Regions from separate parts of the Homo sapiens genome. Here region 1 is linked to region 2. Evidence: chromatin loops called from intact Hi-C (ENCODE). Cell type or tissue: right lobe of liver. All regions are shown on one strand. Links, peaks and the distances in the headings refer to the core of each region. The heading gives the core; the rest is flanking DNA.

Region 1 (4,403 bases), core at 333-4,332, 270 kb after region 2:
TAAGGAACATCAAAAGGGAACAAATGAGGTAGCCAAAGGAAATAGGTTAGCTGATCAGGCAGTTAAGTCAGAGGCAAGGAAGCCTCAAGCCGTTAAGGCACTTAAGCCCCTTCTAATCTAGGAAGGCTCCATAAGAAAAATTAAACCTCAGTATTTCCCTGCAGAAATAAAATAGGCCACTTCTCGAGGACGTAGTTCCCAGCCCTCAGAAAGGCTACAGTCAGAGGATGGCAAACTCCATTTGCCAGCCTCCAGCCAATGTCCTTAAAATCCTTCACCAAGCTTTTCACTTGGGAAAGGATAAAACTTATCAGTGTGCTCAGAGATTGTTTTCAGGCAGGAAACCTCTAAATTGGTTAAGCATGTAACCTCTCTAGCTCACTTCCAACAAGAATTAACGCAACTAACAGAAGTCCAACCCCAGGAAACAGAACCACCTTTATTTAACCCAGGAAATTTGGTGTTAGTGAAAACCCTCATCTCTGTCTCCTTCCCTAAGCCAAGCTGGGAAAGGCCCTACACTGTTCTTCTTTCAACACCATTGGCAGTAAAAGTTACAGGAATCAACTCCTGACTTCCACATTCAAGTCAAAGCCTGAACAGCTGAGGGATCAACCTCTGACAGCCCAGAGGCACGTCCTGAATATCAATGTGGAGAAATAGAAGATCTTAAACTGAAAATCATAAAAGATAAGTAACTGAGTGAGGGCTACTCCTACCTCATCGGGTACTTTTTATTATTTCTGCCTTTCCTCTCAAAATCTGCCACCAAATATTAAAATTCCTTTTAAGGCATATTTGCAGCGAGATTTAATTATACATGGGATTGCATTTGTAACTTTGTAGATCCCCAAAGGGAAATGTTATATCTAGGCAAGTAAAGACTTAAACGAAAATTATTTACTATGCCACTCTTGTGGGAAATGTTATAGTTACACCACTATTTGCGATGGAACTATACACCGTGGCACCCACAATGCGGAATTTTGGTTGTAAAATTCTAATTGTTATAATATTTTGCCTGATTATCTTCCTTATCTTAGGATTAATAATTGCAGGAAAGATTTAGTCAAGGTTATTTTGCTTATAGCAGGAGTGATAGTTATGGATAAGAAGCAAGCATAAGGCCGGGCGCGATGGCTCATGCCTGTAATCTCAGCACTTTGGGAGGCCGAGGCAGGTGGATCACCTGAGGTCGGGAGTTCGAGACCAGCCTGACCAACATGAAGAAACCCCATCTCTACTAAAAAATACAAAATTAGACAGGTGTGGTGGCGCATGCCTGTAATCCCAGCTACTCGGGAGGCTGAGGCAGGAGAATTGCTTGAACCTGGGAGGAGGAGGTTGTGGTGAGCTGAGATCGTGCCATTGCGCTCCAGCTTGGACAACAAGAGCGAAACTCCATATCAAAAAAAGAAAAAAAGCAAGCATGAAAGTATAAAAGTTTTACTATCATTAAGTTTGATATGACTTTTTACTGAAAGTTGGTAATAGGATGCATTCTAAACTATTAAAAGAAGTTTATAAAGAAAGATTTTATATAAGGAAGGATTGTGTATGGTAAATTCTTGTCCTAAAAGGAAATGACTGGTTGTTTACAGGAAGGATGTTTAGGACAAGTCAGAGAGTTTGAGTATGTTGTAAGAGGGTCTGTGAAAGTCACAAAAGAATTTACTAATTAAAGGAAAGGAATTGCCAAGATTAATGCTAAAGTTATTTTAGCCACCCAATATCATATTTCTCCCAATCATATTGCAACTCACAAAAATGGCCTATGCCAAAAATTATTCTCTAATGGGAAGTCAAGGGGAAAATGTATGCTTTTCTCAAGGAAAATGTATGCTTTTCTCAAGGAAAATGTTACTTTTATATAAAGTCTCTGGTAATGTACAACGGCATCTAGTGGACGAAAACCGGTATTGCAACCCTTTGGTGTAACTAACAGATTTCAAACTCAGTTATGGTCTACAGAATTCCCTCTAATGGTGGTCATCTTAATACTCATACTCTAACCCTATATTTTAAATCTTCTTGTAAAATTTATCTCTTTTCACCTAGAAGCAATCAAACTCCAAACAACGCTGCGAGCAGAGCCACCCATGGACACACCATTCTTCCTAGAACACTTAGATCAACCTCAGGAGGAGGACCAACTGCTGTCCCTCACGTGACGAGCCTTTTCAACAGGAAGTAGCCAGAAAGAATTGTCATCCAACACCCCTTAACAGCAGTTAGGTTTACTTCTCTTGAGGCAGGGAATAATACAGGAGTTATTAGGAAATAATTTTTAGGCCACTAGAAAGGGTAAAAGTTCTCAGTGGAAATTTTCCTGTCATGAGAAGCAACCCCCAAACCATTTCTTTTCTAACAGGCAGCTTGAAAAACCAGGCCGGCAAGTTTGATATGCAAATGCCAGTGATTAGAAACTAGGTCCACCCAACATGGCCAACATGGCAATTCCCACCCTCTTCTCATTGTCACCACATGTGCCAAGTGTCATAGCCACCTCCAGATAACTCACACATGCTCAGGACATCTTGGTGGCCTGCATTTGGATGTTAAAGGGCTAAGGTGGGAGTGCCAGGGTTTTTTGTGGTCTACGTGAATGACACACCTGGTCAAACCAATCCCTTGGGCCCTATGCAAATCAGACACCTCCTCCTCCAGCTTCCTAATATAACCAACTACTTCCGTACCACACACGAGGTTTCTCCCTTGGAGCCTCACTCCCTCTGTCTCTGTACAGGAGAGCTTCTTCCTTCTTTCCTGCCTATTAAACTCTCTACTCCTTAAAACCACTCAAGGTGTTTCCGTGTTGTTTTATCTAAATCAGCAGGAGACCAAAGACCCTGGTGTTCCTTCATTCATCAGAGCCATATCGCCATTAGGATCCACCTCCAACATTGGGAATCACATTTCACCATGACATTTGGAGGGAACAAATATCCAAACCGTATCAGGCTTATACAGTGAATCTTAAGAAACCAATAGATATCATGGTTTAGACTATTCCTATTAACCGAATATGTTACATGTGAAACTCTTCTACATCTGAGTAAAATAACAACATAAACTTCTGCAAGAGAAAGAATCAGAATACAACATTGATATAAAATTGAGTCTCCTTGTGGGATAAAACAGCAGTATTAAGGTTATGTTTTTGAATAGCACAGGTATAGTAATATCAATGCTAAAACTGGAAGAGAAAGTAGCAAAAGCACAGCTGTAATTAATGCAGATCAAATAAATGATGATTTTTGACATTGAGATATAATTTGTGGTTGTATATTAATAATTGTTGTGATAAGATTAGTAGCACCTAACATTGATGAAATACCTGCTAAGTGTAATGAGAAAATGGTTTGATCTACAGAGGCTCCTCCCTGGGCTAAATTTCCTGCTAAAAGTGCTGTTTTAAAGCTTTAAAATGATTCTACTTCCATAGTTTGCTACTTGAGTGATACATGTATTGCTGTGATAAGAACATAGATTGTAATTCCCCTTCCCTGCAAGAGTAGTATGTCACACCTCATCAGACCACACATGTGAGTAATTGACCTCAACTACTAGACTCCAAAATACATATAAACCCAAGATTTTGACTGACACTTTGACAGCTCAGACTGTGACCTTAGTTAGTTACACAGAAGGCATTTTTATGGTGGACCTTGCCCCCGATCTGTGCTTGCAGCTTGATCTTTCAAGCTGTTTCTTTGTTAGAAAGGAATTCTACCAAGGACATGTCCTAGCTATCTGCCTAACTGGTACTTTTCACTCTCCTCTCATTCGTAAATTTATTATTTATTTATTTATTTATGGGGTTTTTTTTGAGATGGAGTTTCACTCTTGTCCCACAGGCTGGAGTGCAATGGTGCAATCTCGGCTCACTGCAACCTCCGCCTCCCAGGTTCAAGCGATTCTCCTGCCTCAGCTTCCTGAGTAGCTGGGATTACGGGCGTGCACCACCACGCCCAGCTAATTTTTGTATTTTTAGTAGAGACCGCGTTTCACCATGTTGGCCAGGCTGGTCTCGAACTCCTGACCTCAAGTGATCTGCCCTCCTCGACCTCCCAAAGTGCTAGGATTACAGGCATGAGTCACCGCGCCCAGCCTCATTAGTAGATTTAATATTATTATAAAGGAGTTATAAATTAGAATTGCTGTTACTCAGCTTATATGAGTAATTGATGAGTAGGCTAAGAGTTTTTTGTAATTGTGTCTGATTTAGCCCTTCTCATCCTCCTACTAAAAATGATAATATAGCGGTGGTTAATATTATGTTTAGGTTTGAGAAAGAAAATGAACATTTTATCTGAGGAATGTGAGCTCCTTTAAATTATCAAGCCCAGAGGAATATTTAAAATGTGACAGCAGGCTGGACGCAGTGGCTCACGCCTGTAATC
Region 2 (4,403 bases), core at 76-4,075:
AATAAGACAATTTACAAGTGTCTTATAAATAATCAACTAACTTCCCATAGTAAAATGTTCTGCAGGAAAAAATAGAGCTGCTTAATCTCCATAATTAATTCACATTTCCTCAAAAGTTCTGAGCTTTCTAGAATTTCTAAGACAGTATACATATTATATTTTTCATTTTTTAAAACACTGTAATTTTTTATGTGTTGTTATCCTTTTATGTGCTTTCATCCAGCTTCTCACAAGGAGCTTAAAGGAATCAAAAGAGACAATATACATTTTTAAATACCCTGTAAAATACTAAACCAAAATAATAAAATTTCAATATAGAACAGATGCGATAAATCAGCACTTATTGTCATGCACTTTTCAGTGAGTCTGCCATGTGCTCCTGAATGGAAAGATTTGCTATTTATGGTAAGTTATATTTCACAGGGCTTCAGTGACAGCTGGTGTTTAGAAAGATACCCACCTTCACATGTGATCCAGGTCTCTTCTGCTGGGCTGGAGATTCTTCGCTCCCATGGGGCAGACAGGCACTGCCATATGGAGATATGCGTTTTAGGACACTGAATGTCATCCACCCACATGAAACCAGAGCCTGTCTTAGATAAAGGGGCGAGGCTGACAACTCCATTCTCCCCACAGCCCAGCTGCCTGCACACAATGCCTGCTATGGCTGTGGTGATGTTCCTCCTGCCGACGCTGCCCCAGGTCCCGTTATAGAAGACTTCCAATCTCCCAGCACAGCTCTCTGTTTCAGTTTCACTGTAGAGCCTCAAGGCTGTGAATTCTACAGAGAAATACAAAACTTAGTATTAAATATTTCCTTTGGAGTTGGAAAATCCCTCCCCAAGGAATCCATTTTTCCCATGGAAATAATACATTAGGGCTCACAATACAATTTCATAAATCACTCTAACATATTAACAGCATAAATCTGATGGAAACTAAGGGTCTTGTAAGATTTCAGGATGAGTGTGGGTTTCCCAAGAATAGTATTTGAGCTTTAAATTTGTATCAACTTAAGTTAAAATGCAACCTTCTACATTCTACTCTCGAACATAAATTCAATTCAGAAAATAATCAGGAGGTTAACCTCATTTGCAGGGGTGTCCAAGGGAGAGGATACAGTTATGGGTTCTTAGTTTCTGCTTCTGGTCAGGTTAGTAAAGACCCTTCCTCATCCCTCTTTCCTCTTACCACTAGAGACAGAAACTAATAACCATGGCTTCAGGCTACTAAAAGCCTAAAATAAAACAAAACAAAACAACAAAATAAGGCAGATTGGACACGGTTGACAGTGTGTTCTCAGAGCCAGAGTGGATGTCATGTAAGGTCCCTTTCTTGGGGTCTAACATTCTCTGACAGTAAGACCAATCTTTTATTCTTCTCAGTTATGAATGATACCCAGACAAATGTAATATGACAAGGGTATTAAGAAATCAGTATAAGAGAATAGGATTAAAACCAAGTGGATTTTTTGTTTGTATTCCTAGGCCATACACTTTTCACTACACTTTACAATTGTGTTGTGTGTGTGCAAGTGTGTGCACGTGTGTGTAGAGGAGGGTGAAAAGGTAGCAGCACAGACCTGAGCAGATGACCCCTGCGTCCTCCTTGTGCCTGCAGTCGTGCTGCCCCCAGCCGCGGGAAGGGCACTGCCACAAGTGGGACTCCATTCCTGTGCAGTTCAGGTCATCCAGCCAGATGGGCCCTGACCCCTCCCCAAAGTGAGCAGAGACCGTGGCATTGAAGGCCACTCCACAGCCCAGCTTTTGACACACCACGTGGGCATCGCTCAGGTCCCAGCCGTCATCACAGATGGTGCCCCAGAAGCCGTCGTGATAGATCTCTACTCTCCCGGCACAGCGGCTGTCCCCATCCACTAGGCGGAGCCGTTTGTCCTCTTAGAGGAGAAAGTCCAGTTAATAGGTCACATTCTTTAGAGTTGCAGTGTTTCCTAAAACTGATTCTGCTTACCTAAGCAGATCAAAGCACTGCCCTCTGGAACTGCAGACAAATATGGGTCAGATACATTTGCGAGGCATGGAAACAGTGGCTGGGTCAGGCTTCCTGGTGGAGGGTGCAGGAAATGGGGCAAAAGTAAGACCAAAATACATGGAAAAGGTTGAAGAGTTCTGTAACAACATGGAATCTGCAATTGTGATAAGGACTTTTCAAACCCTGTCGTCTATTGAAATCATTTTTATTAATGATGTCTACTCGTAAATCCCAAACACAGAGGTGTTAACTTCCCCTTAGGAATGGTCCTAGTTATCATTATTTCTTACATGTTACTCTTTGACTGTCATGCCTATCCCCCCTCCACCTGCACCCCCATTTTCTTACTCATCTTTCCTTTAATCCCAACTCCCTCTACCATGTCTGGGCTATATTGACAGTAGTTAACCATAAGCACTATTCTCTTACCTGTGCAGATCACAGAGACAGTATTTCCATGGATACAGGGAGGTGCTCCAAGAACTGTCATTTGACAGTTATCCAGAAGTGACTCATTCCCTAAGCAATGAAACCTGTGTCCCCACACACGAACACTTCTTTCTCCAATATATTTTCCTCCTGTGGTTGAGAGAGCAGTCCCACAGCTGAGCTGTCTGCATAGAACACGGGCATCTTCTGGGTCCCAGTGGGTGTCACACAGTGAGCCCCAGTGTCCAAGCACGTTGATCTCCACTTGCCCGTCACACTGGGATTTGCCATTCACAAGTCGGACATCTGTATATCCTAGGAGGAGACAAGGCCATAGAAGAGACATCATGACTTATCAGCTCCAGCCCCAAACTCCCCATCTCTAGCCCCAGCCAATTAAGATTATTTAAAAATCTCACGGGAACAGACAACTCCAACTTCTCTGCTGTGGATACAAGTGTCTTCCGGATGTTGAACAATGGGGCATAATGCAAGGTGAGTTTCACTCCCTTCACACTGGAACTTTTCGGCCCAAGTTAGACCATTCCCTTTTCCAAAGTGATCTCCCACAGAAAGAGATATGGCATCTCCACAGTTTAATTCTCTGCACAGCACATTGGCAGCATGAAGAGAGAAATCAGAATCACAGACAGAGCGCCATGTGTCTGCATGTTTCACTTCAACACGTCCAGAGCAGGGCATATCAGCTCCAACCAGCCTGGGCTGCCTGTGGGCTATAAAATAATATTTCAAAGGTTAGTTTTTAGGGTTTTCCAATATCTATCCCTGTCTCCAGTCTCCATATCTAACCCCAGAGCAATTTTTCTCCATTCATCATTAGAACATCCCATTCGTAGGGGCTCAGAGGACAAGATTAGCAGTACAGACTTAAATTCACAGATCTGGATTACATACCTATTTTCTATGTCTTGGTGACCCACCAATCCTAGATTTAGAACTCATCAGAAGGAAATGAATTGCACAATTTGTTTACATTAAAAAAATACTAAGTAACCTCAGCATTAAACAACACGTGAAGATTTGTAGTCATCTTAAGAAGATGGTGTAATATAAGAATAGAAAGACTTCTACTTACTGGTTAGATCCCAGCAATCCATCTAAATGAGTAATTTATAAACAACAAAAAAATACTGCCCATTATTCTGACTCTATTCTTTGCAGCAAAGCTACTTATATTAGTAATGTATGTTATCTGTCTCCAACCCAGGCATTTTTCCAAACTCCTGACTCATTTATCCAATTTCTACTTAGCATTTCCATTTGGATTTCTTATAGATATCTCAATGTGAATTCTTTGGAGTCCTTTCAAACATCTATCTAAGGCTGCAGACTTCCATATTTCTATTGATGGAACTCCATCATTCCAGACATTCAAATATTTTGAAATAATTCTTGACTTCCATTACATACTATATCTCGCCTTTCAGAAAGTTTTGTTTTCTGTATTTTCAAAGTATGCCCATAATCCCAAAACTTCTCACCCCTTCAACCCTAGCGCCTTGATTGAGCCACCATCATTACTTGCCTGAGTTACTATAATAGATTCCTACAGATTCCCTGTTTCTATAATTATTCCTCTATAGTTCATCTTTTAAAAAAATAAAAATCCAGAGAGGTTATTTAAAATGATGTATCAGGTTAAATCAGTATTCTGCCCCAAATCCTCCCATGACTCCATATTTCACTCAGAGTAAAAATCTAAACTCCTACGAAGACCTGCTTGTCCCTGAGTGACCTTCCCCTGCTCATTTACCCCTTTTGGTGCCAGGTCCTGATGTTTTACTTACTGCTCTTCAGCTGCATTGGATTCCTTTCTCTTCTTCAAACATATCAGGCATAATCTTGCCCCAAGGCTTTTGAACTGGCTGTATCTCTATTTGTATTTTCCTTCTGCGTATATGCATATAACTGACTCTCCCATGACCTTCGAGTCTTTGTCTATGTTTCACCTTTTCAGTAAG

Evidence for each region. A loop is a pair of places that touch in the nucleus more often than their neighbours do. Peaks named below come from ENCODE experiments on the same cell type or tissue, not always from the same donor. Only the 100,000 strongest peaks of a DNase experiment are listed, where the experiment ranks them.
Region 1: it touches region 2 in a loop (9-fold over the local background); 12 of 110 quality-filtered maps call a loop at or near these places.

Annotation. Positions count from the first base shown.
Region 1 is chr12:7,643,683-7,648,085 of GRCh38, forward strand. No RefSeq gene overlaps it. Among named protein-coding and RNA genes, the nearest start is that of APOBEC1, 20 kb to the right of the region's middle. In right lobe of liver, for the core only: a CTCF peak has its summit at 1,905 (motif pointing left); no DNase peak of the experiment used is centred there.
Region 2 is chr12:7,372,860-7,377,262 of GRCh38, forward strand. It overlaps CD163L1 (CD163 molecule like 1), which reads right to left. Exons shown (of 20, transcript NM_174941.6): 10 at 2,841-3,155; 11 at 2,422-2,736; 12 at 1,972-2,064; 13 at 1,583-1,897; 14 at 461-781. Among named protein-coding and RNA genes, the nearest start is that of CD163L1, 69 kb to the right of the region's middle. In right lobe of liver, for the core only: a CTCF peak has its summit at 1,871 (motif pointing right); a DNase peak (open chromatin) is centred at 1,882.